2 separate regions of the Homo sapiens genome follow, and region 1 is linked to region 2. A link is an interaction called in ENCODE POLR2A ChIA-PET data of the cell type or tissue named here. Cell type or tissue: PC-9. All regions are shown on one strand. Each heading gives the region's core, and the rest is flanking DNA. Links, peaks and the distances in the headings are about the cores only.

Region 1 (4,380 bases), core at 186-4,185, 57 kb after region 2:
GTCTTTGTGTCTTTCTGCCTCAGTTTCTATTTCCCATCCTGTCCGTCTCCATCTCCCTGCATCTCCCCGCGTCTCCCTGCGTCTCCCCGCATCTCCCCATGTCTCCCCGTGTCTCCCCGCGTCTCCCCGCATCTCCCCATGTCTCCCCGCATCTCCCTGCGTCTCCCTGTGTCTCCCTGCATCTCCCTGCGTCTCCCCGCGTCTCCCCGTCTCTCCCTATGTCTCCACCTCCCCTCTGGGGCTCTGTCTCTCTCCACTTTCTCCCTGAGGCGCTCACTGTGTCCCTCTCACTGCATCTGTGGCTGTCCCTGTCTCTCTGTCTCCCCTTGGACTGTCTCTCAGTGCCTGTCTCATCTCAGTCTCTGTGCCACGCCCTTGCCCAGCCCCCCAAGAAGGGGGTCCTCTGACCCCAGGTATGCCTCTAATGCTGGCCCCTTCTCTCTCCCGTCTGTCTGTCTGTGTCTGTGCGTCCCGGGCGGGCCTGCAGCGGCCGAGCTGCGGCTACGTGCTGTGCACCGTGCTGCTGGCCCTGGCTGTGCTGCTGGCTGTAGCTGTCACCGGTGCCGTGCTCTTCCTGAACCACGCCCACGCGCCGGGCACGGCGCCCCCACCTGTCGTCAGCACTGGGGCTGCCAGCGCCAACAGCGCCCTGGTCACTGTGGAAAGGGCGGACAGCTCGCACCTCAGCATCCTCATTGACCCGCGCTGCCCCGACCTCACCGACAGCTTCGCACGCCTGGAGAGCGCCCAGGCCTCGGTGCTGCAGGCGCTGACAGAGCACCAGGCCCAGCCACGGCTGGTGGGCGACCAGGAGCAGGAGCTGCTGGACACGCTGGCCGACCAGCTGCCCCGGCTGCTGGCCCGAGCCTCAGAGCTGCAGACGGAGTGCATGGGGCTGCGGAAGGGGCATGGCACGCTGGGCCAGGGCCTCAGCGCCCTGCAGAGTGAGCAGGGCCGCCTCATCCAGGTAGGGCTGGGGTCTGCATCTTGGGGTCTTGCTGGAGGCGAGGGGTTGGTGCTGCTGCTGCCATGTGCCAGGCGCCTGATGTCCATGGCCTCACTTAATCCCCAAGGCCCCAGACAAGGGGCTACTGCTGTTCCCATCTACAGACAAGCCCATGAAGCTCAGGGAGGCGCAGTCACTCATCCAGGGCCGCACAGCTACTGGGAGCCAGGATTCAAATCCTGTTTCTTTCCCGGTGACCCGGTAAACTGTACAGCACCCCACGGCACTTGGCACTCAGTAAATCCAGGGCTTGGGGCTTCCCCAGTGCTCCAGGGTACAGGTGAGGCAGGGCATTCCCCCATCAGGAGCAAATCGAGGCTCAGAGAGGGGATGCGACTTGCTGAAGGGCATGTGGCTGATCAGTGCTACCCCCTCAGAGCCGCACCCCATCTCTCCATACCCCCTCCCAGTTCACACCATGCAATACCCACAGCTTCCCAGGGACAGAGAGACCAGTCCAGGCAGCCCAGCCAGACCCCTAGCCTGTCCCAAACCACCTCCACCCTCCCCACCCCTGCCCCCAGCCAAGCCAGGCTCCAGCCAGCTCCAGGTGGGTCTGGGTGAAGGCTTTCCAGCTTCGGCTCTGAGACCATGCTGGAAGCACCACCCACAAGAAGTTCCTCCTTCATAGGATGAGGGATTTGGGATCGTCTCATCTGCCTCCACCATTTTCCAAGACAGAAAATGGTGGCCTAGAAATGGGTGGTGATTTTTCCTGGGTGCCGTGGCCAGGTCAGACCTGGAATCCAGCCCCTGCTGGAGCCCTGCCCGGCCCCTGGCCCTGTGCCACGTTCTCCCGGTGACTCAGATCCCTGGAGGCTAGGAGCCAAGCCCCTGCCCCCACGGGCGCCCAAGCCCCTTCCGCCCCACCGCCCCCAGCAGCCACTGAGAGATCCAGGCATTTGGTCACTCAGCTGCTCATGAGCAATGGGCCCTTTCCCTCCCTTTGAAGGCAGCAGCTGGAGAAATTACAGTCCTCATCACCCTGTCTGGGTGACTGATGGGAAGGTGGCTTCCCCCTCCCGGGGTAGAGGGATGTTTAGACCGCCTTCCAGCTGCCCCTCCATGTGCAACTTCCCCAGGCCTCATCAGCAGGGCTGGGGGCTGGGGGTACCTCCTGACTTTCTGGCTGACCTGGGACCCCCACCTCACTCCAAATTGCTCAGCCCCTGGTCAGCTCAGGCCCAGTTCATGAAGGCCCACCCTTAGAGCTGGGGTGGGGTATTTAGAAGGAGGGACCCCAGAGTCCTGCCCTCCCAATAGCCTGCGCAGAGGTACAGAGTATTCCCACAAGACTAACAGCCTTTCTGGGCCCAGGAGTGCCAGCTCACCTGACATATTTACTTCCCCAAAAATGTTTGATTTGACTCATTCCCCACAGACTGGATGATTCAAGAGACAGTGGGTCTTTATGTTTCATTCAGAGGCAGCGAGCCGTGCTCCTAACTCCTCCCTTCCAAGCTTCCCAGACCCTCAGCTGATCAGCACAGATGTGGGTTTCTCAAAGCTGTGCCTACAGGCAGCCTGGGTTGGAATCGCCAGAGGTGCTTGTTAAAAGGCAGCTTCCCGGCCAGGTGCAGTGGCTCATGCTGTAATCCCAGCACTTTGGGAAGCCGAGGCGGGCAGATCACTTGAGGTCAGGAGTTCAAAACCAGCCTGGCCAACATGGTGAAACCCCGTCTCGACTAAAAATACAAAAATTAGCCAGGCGGGCGCCTGTAATCCCAGCTACTCAGGAGGCTGAGGCAGGGAAATTGCTCGAACCCGGAAGGCAGAGGTTGCAGTGAGCCGAGATCACGCCACTGCACTCCAGCCTGAGCAACAGAGCGAGACTCTGTCTCAAAAAAAGGAAAAGGCAAGTTCCTGGGCCTCATCCCCAACCCCCTGCAGCCCCCCAGCCGGGGTTGATTCTCATGTGTAGTCCCTGAGGCCTGCTGGTCACGGCTGAGCTGAGCCATTCTGCCCTGAGGGTGTGAGTCCGCAGAGCTGGGATCCAGTCCAGGCCCCATCTGTGCCAGCTGTGGGATGCCGGGCAGGTTGCTTCCCCTCTCTGGGCTGGGTCTTGTCACCCGTGAGATGTGCATAACACAGTCTATGCTGAGGGGATATTGGAGCGCCTGGCTACAGGGCTTGGCTGGCTCTGTCACGTGGGGGATACTCATGGTCTGCACCATCAACGTCTCCTTATTATTATAGTAGAAATTGTTTGTGAGCTGAAATTTAAACCTATAGGGAGCCACCATGCCACTATTGAAAACTCCCTTTTCTTTTTTCTTTTTTTTTTTTCGAGACAGTCTTACTCCGTCACCCATGCTAGAGAGCAGTGGCACAATCAGGGCTTACTGCAACCTCCACCTCCTGGGCTCAGACAATCCTCCCACCTCAGCCTTCTAAGTAGCAGTCACTACAAGTGTGCACCACCATGTCTAGCTAATTTTTTTGATTAAAATTTTTTTGTAGAGAGGTCTTGCTATGGTGCTCAGGCTGGTCTCAAACTCCTGGCCTCAAGCAATCCACCCACCTCGGCCTCCCCACGTGCTAAGATTACTGTGTTGGGCCGAAAATCCCTTTTCTGGTAGGAGTGATAGGCCTATACCATGTGCTGGGCTCCGCGTTAATAGGCACTTTGCAGCCCCATAACGCCAGGAGGTTAGTACATTTGTTATCCCATTTTATTTTATTTTAATTCATTTATTTATTTTTTGAGACACGGTTGTCTCGCTCTGTCACCCAGCTGGAGTGCAGTGGTTCAATCTCGGCTCACTGCAACCTCCGCCTCCCAGGTTCAAGCGATTCTCCTGCCTCAGCCTCCTGAGTAGCTGGGACTACAGGCGCCCGCCACCACGCCCGGCTAATTTTTTTGTATTTTTAGTAGACACAGAGTTTCACCATGTTGGCCAGGCTGGTCTCAAACTCCTGACCTTAGGTGATCCACCCAACTTGGCCTCCCAAAGTGCTGGGATTACAGGCGTGAGCCACCACACCCGGCCTTGTTATCCCATTTTATGGAGAGGCAGACTGAGGCTCTGAGTGACAGGTGCGTGTGCAAGCTCACTCACACAGCTAAGCAGTGCCGGGGACAGCAGCTCTGACACCACTACCGCTAAGCGCTGTCCAGCCCTCCCCTGATGCGCCTCTGCAGCTCGGCAAGCAGGGACTCACTTCCCCATTAATTCGGGGCATGTTTATATGTACATTTTCAACTTTAATCATCTGCTGGTTTAAACAGAGGTCTTCCCTGCCCGTTAGCAAGAGGGAGGAGGCCGTGCCTGAGTTTTTTTTAGTGCGTTGTGGCCGTGTTGACTCAGATAAATGGGCAGTACCAGTGTGACTTAACCAAGTGATGTTTGCCGCACACACATCGCACGGCGGCC
Region 2 (4,380 bases), core at 109-4,108:
ATGTCTCGGAGCTTCTTTCCAACTCCCTCCCCATCCGGAGTCTTGCCATATCCATGAGCTTCTCTCCTGCGGTGTTTTAAGGACAGTTAAAATGTCCCATCTTGAGGTTGGCTATGGGGCCAGGCTGGCTGACGAGGAGCTTCCACCAATGCTGGGTGCCCAAACCTCCTCCCCAAGTGGCCATTCCTGGGTCTGATTGGGAGAATGAGGGCAGTGTCTGACTGAACTCTTCCCCTCTGTTGAGGACTCTGCCTAGGTCCACGGGTCCCCTGGAGGTGGGACCCTCCTGGGTGACTCTGGGCACTGCCATCCAACCCCACATGCCCCACCTGGCTGCTTCGCTCACACCCCCCAGTCTCCCACTTCCACGCACAAGAATCTTTCCTTTCCTTTGGCTACAAACTGGGGGAGGGGAGGACGACCCAATTTATTTGGCAACAAATAAAGAGCTGCCATGATTAAGATGGGGGGGAAGTTTAAAGGAGGAAAAATACCTTGGGTAATGCCATCTCCTGCGTCTTTATATTCTGAAACGGATCGTTCTGGACATGGGCAGAAGGCCTGATTTAATATCCTCATGGAAAATACTGCACCTGATCCAATTACCACGGGAATTTTGATACAGTCAGCAGTCAAGATGAAAGATTCAGAGGCGCTCACCGCAGGAGTAAACACAGAGACCGAATTACCCGGACTCCTCTGGGAGGAGTTAAGCGGTTCAGGTCGCCAGGAGGGCACCTCAGGCCAGGCTGGGGGGGGGTTCCACAGAGGCCAGTATGCCACAGCCCCTGCGGCGACATTTCTCGGTCCAACAGCACAGCCCTCCGTGCCTCATCCTGGGCCGGGGAAAGGCCCTCGGGTCTGGGCCCTGGTGTGGCAGGCAAGGGCTCTATGCGGAGAGACATCCACACACCACACCCATGGCCCAGCTTGCCCCGAGGGGCCTCCTCTTTCCCAGTCCCTCCCCACCCCATCGCGGCCAACCCCTATCCATGCTGTCTTCTAAACAACTCTCCACGGGCACACCTTGCTGGTCTCTGTGCCACCAGGTCAGTCCTGGCTCCAGCTGCTCGCCTGGACGCCCGTGGCAGCCCACTCCCCTGCCTCATCCTGCTGCCCTCCTGGGACAGGTGGCTTACAAACATGCGGCTAACCTTATTCCTTTCATGCTCAAAACCCTGCCATCACCTCCAGGTGTTCTCAGGAGAAGGTCCAAAGTTAGGATGGAGCCAGGCACGGTGGCGTCACACCTGTAATCCAGTACTTTGGGAGGCTGAGGCAGGAGCCCAGGAGTTTGAGACCAGCCTGGGCAACCTACTGGGATCCTGTCTCTACAAAATATTGTTTTAAATAGCTGGGTGTGGTGGCACATGGCTATAAGTCCCAGCTACTCAGAAGGCTGAGGCAGGGGGATCACACCACAGCACTCTAGCCTGGGTGACAGAGCAAGACCCCATCTCAAAATAAATAAATAAATAAATAAATAAATAAATAAATAAAAGTCAGGATACACCTTCAAAGTGTCCCACCTGGCTCCTGCCCTCTCTGCAGCCTGTCCCACCCCACCTCTTTCCCCAGCACCCGCCGGGCACCCCTCCAGTGCCCTCCTGCCTTGGCTTTCACGGAGGCTGTTCCTCAGTGAGCAGGTCCTTGGCCCCTCCTCACCAGGTGTACTCGCACCTGGCCACAGCTGAGATCTGTCAGGTCTCAGTGTCAACACCACCTCCTCGGGTGTGCCCCTCCTGTCCCAAGACCAGGCCAGGTCTTCTTGCTGCACACTCTGAGCTCCTGCCCTTGGCCTGCAAAACACCAGTATGACTATAATTCAAAACCATTCAGTACCATCTGTTGAAAGGCCATGGCCCGGCCAGGCAAGGTGCCTCATGCTTATAATCCCAACACTTTGGGAGGCCGAGACAGGCAGATTGTTTGCGCTCAGGAATTCAAGACCAGCCCGGGCAACATGGCAAAACCCTGTCTCTACAAAAAATACAAAAAAAATTAGCTGGGCATGGTGGTGCATGCCTGTAGTTCCAGCTACTCAAGAGACTGAAGCGGGAGGATCCATTGAGCTCGGGAGGTCAAGGTTGCAATGAGCCATAATCCCATCACTGCACTCCAGCCTGGGCGACAGAGTGAGACCCTGTCTCAACAATAACAAAGTCCATCCCCCATTGGATTTGAGCTGCACAGATGTTGCAAGGGCCAGAAGCTGCCGATCTCTGTCCCATGTGACTGTGTGGCCTTGGGTGAGGTTCCAGATTCCCTGAGCCTCAGTTAACTGATCTGCAGAATGGGACAACAATGTCTAATTCACAGGGGTGGTGGGAGGACGGAGCAAGATCCTGAAGGACAGGAGCCTGAGGAAGAGCTTAGGCTCTGCAGCCAGACTCTCTGGGGCCAAGTCTTTGGGGCCGCCCCTCATCAGCTTGCCTCTCAGTTTTCTCATTGGTGAAATGGGTTGTTACAGCAATTATACGAGTTAATATCTATGAAGCTTCATCACTGGTCCTAACAAATGATGAACCCCGTAGCACTGTTAGCTCCTGTTACCTTCATTGGTGCCTTGAATATCTCCTCCTGGATATTGCCAGGGCTCAGTGAATCCTTCCTCCCTTGAATGGGAGGGTTAACTAACCGCCTCTGAGCAGCCCCTTTATTAGACACCCAAGCGTGTCCTGCTGAAACCAGACGTTAGCCCATGAACCGTAAACCTGTGGCTGTGACAGCAGCCGAGCCTATCACCTTGAACGCTCACCTCTTGGGAAGGGATATGGCAGGTGCGGAACACAGGGGGAACAAGGTTTGAATGGGGACAGGGATGTATCTTTGTCAGTGGCTTGCTGTTCTCTGGGGTGGCTCTAGTGCACAGAAAAGATTACTCAGACAATGGCTTTGATTTTAAACATTAACATTTGTTTCATGAATGTTACGCATTCAAAAATGTTCTTCTTTCTTAAGCTTTTAAGTTCACTTTACACATGTTACTTATTCTATTTAAAATCCAGCACATCAGAACAATCCCTTCTAAGGACCATTTCCTTACTGTTTGGTCCCATTTACAAAACCAGTTCATGGAGCTCCTTGAAACATTTTGAACTGCATAAATAAACTTAATCGATTCAGTTTCCTTTGTAAGTACTTCCACGGCCCAACTGAGAAACCAGCCTCGCTACAGACTGAAGCACATCTTTTGTGCGTCTAACACATTGAATTACAGATGTGGTGAATTCCAGCACTGTTTCCAAAGTTTCTCAGAGCGCAGCTTCAAGTCTCAAGTCTAAGCCACGTGCTCAGTTTCACATTTTAAGTCAGAATCGTGAGGCTGACCTTGTCCTTTAATCGGCAAAAGTCTTCCTAACTTTACAAATGCTGAAACAACGCAGCGTGAGTGGAGGGTGGTTTCAGCATTTGTAAAGTTAGGAGGACTATTTTTTTTTTTTTTAATGAGACAGAGTCTCGCTCTGTCACCCAGGCTAGAGTGCAGTGGTGCGATCTCGGCTCTCTGCAACATCTGCCTCCAGGATTGAAGCGATTCTCCTGCCTCAGCCTCCCCAATAGCTGGGATTACAGGTGTGTGCCACCACGCCCAGCTAATTTTCGTGTTTTTAGTAGAGACGAGGTTTCACTGTGTTGGCCAGGCTGGTCTCGAACTCCCGGCCTCAAGTGATCCGCCTGCCTCGGCCTCCCAAAGTGCTGGGATTACAGGCGTGAGACACCGTGTCCGGCCTGTAAAGTTAGGAAAACTTTTGAGACAAAAATACTATTATTATTGTTTTGATTCTCTTAAACACATCTATACTTAATTCTAAACATTTTGGGGCTGAAAGATGCTTGCTACTGTGGAAGGGACTTTGCCACACCTGGTGATTTGAGGGCCGCCTTCTCAGCTGGCAGAATGTCTTCGGCCAGTGTGGCCTGACTGAGTTGCCTACATTCCTGCCCACTGCCTCATGGGACATGGAGCACGACGGGGCTACTGGCCAGCCGGATGCATCCTCAGCCCCTCATTCTCTGTCTGCTCACGCCAGTCTGAAGCCCCCCACCCAGGGCCTTCCAAATTTGATTGGATTCAGCTAATCAGTTTACTGACTCATTCTGCTGTGATCTCTTTTCATAGTCCTCCTCTCCATCAGGGCAGACTCTATAGAGGACACCTAATGACTGGTGATTGGATTCTCTGTCTCTCCCGGGGCTTTTGTGACAGTTCTGAGGTCACCCGAAGGACAGGGGTTGGGAAAACACGACTACTGCCCAGGAAGAGGCTCAGAGCAGAGGGTGGCCCTGGGAAGCAGGAGCTGCTGCGAGGGCCGAGGGGCCACAGGGATGCCCCAGTCTTCCTGCTTTTGCCAACCGCAGGCTCTTCATCCAGCTGCTGCA

What was found. Peaks named below come from ENCODE experiments on the same cell type or tissue, not always from the same donor. Only the 100,000 strongest peaks of a DNase experiment are listed, where the experiment ranks them.
Region 1: POLR2A ChIA-PET joins it to region 2 with 11 read pairs; 6 of 35 experiments call an interaction of 5 or more read pairs at or near these places.

The regions. Positions count from the first base shown.
Region 1 is chr9:130,926,154-130,930,533 of GRCh38, reverse strand. FIBCD1 (fibrinogen C domain containing 1) reads left to right here. Exons shown (of 7, transcript NM_032843.5): 2 at 488-967. Among named protein-coding and RNA genes, the nearest start is that of FIBCD1, 11 kb to the left of the region's middle. RefSeq lists enhancers at 258-802, 4,289-4,338. In PC-9, for the core only: no CTCF peak of the experiment used is centred there; DNase peaks (open chromatin) are centred at 1,883 and 2,393; H3K4me3 peaks cover 874 bases; H3K27ac peaks cover 2,013 bases.
Region 2 is chr9:130,983,067-130,987,446 of GRCh38, reverse strand. No RefSeq gene overlaps it. Among named protein-coding and RNA genes, the nearest start is that of LAMC3, 24 kb to the left of the region's middle. RefSeq lists an enhancer at 672-1,543. In PC-9, for the core only: no CTCF peak of the experiment used is centred there; no DNase peak of the experiment used is centred there; H3K27me3 peaks cover 1,047 bases.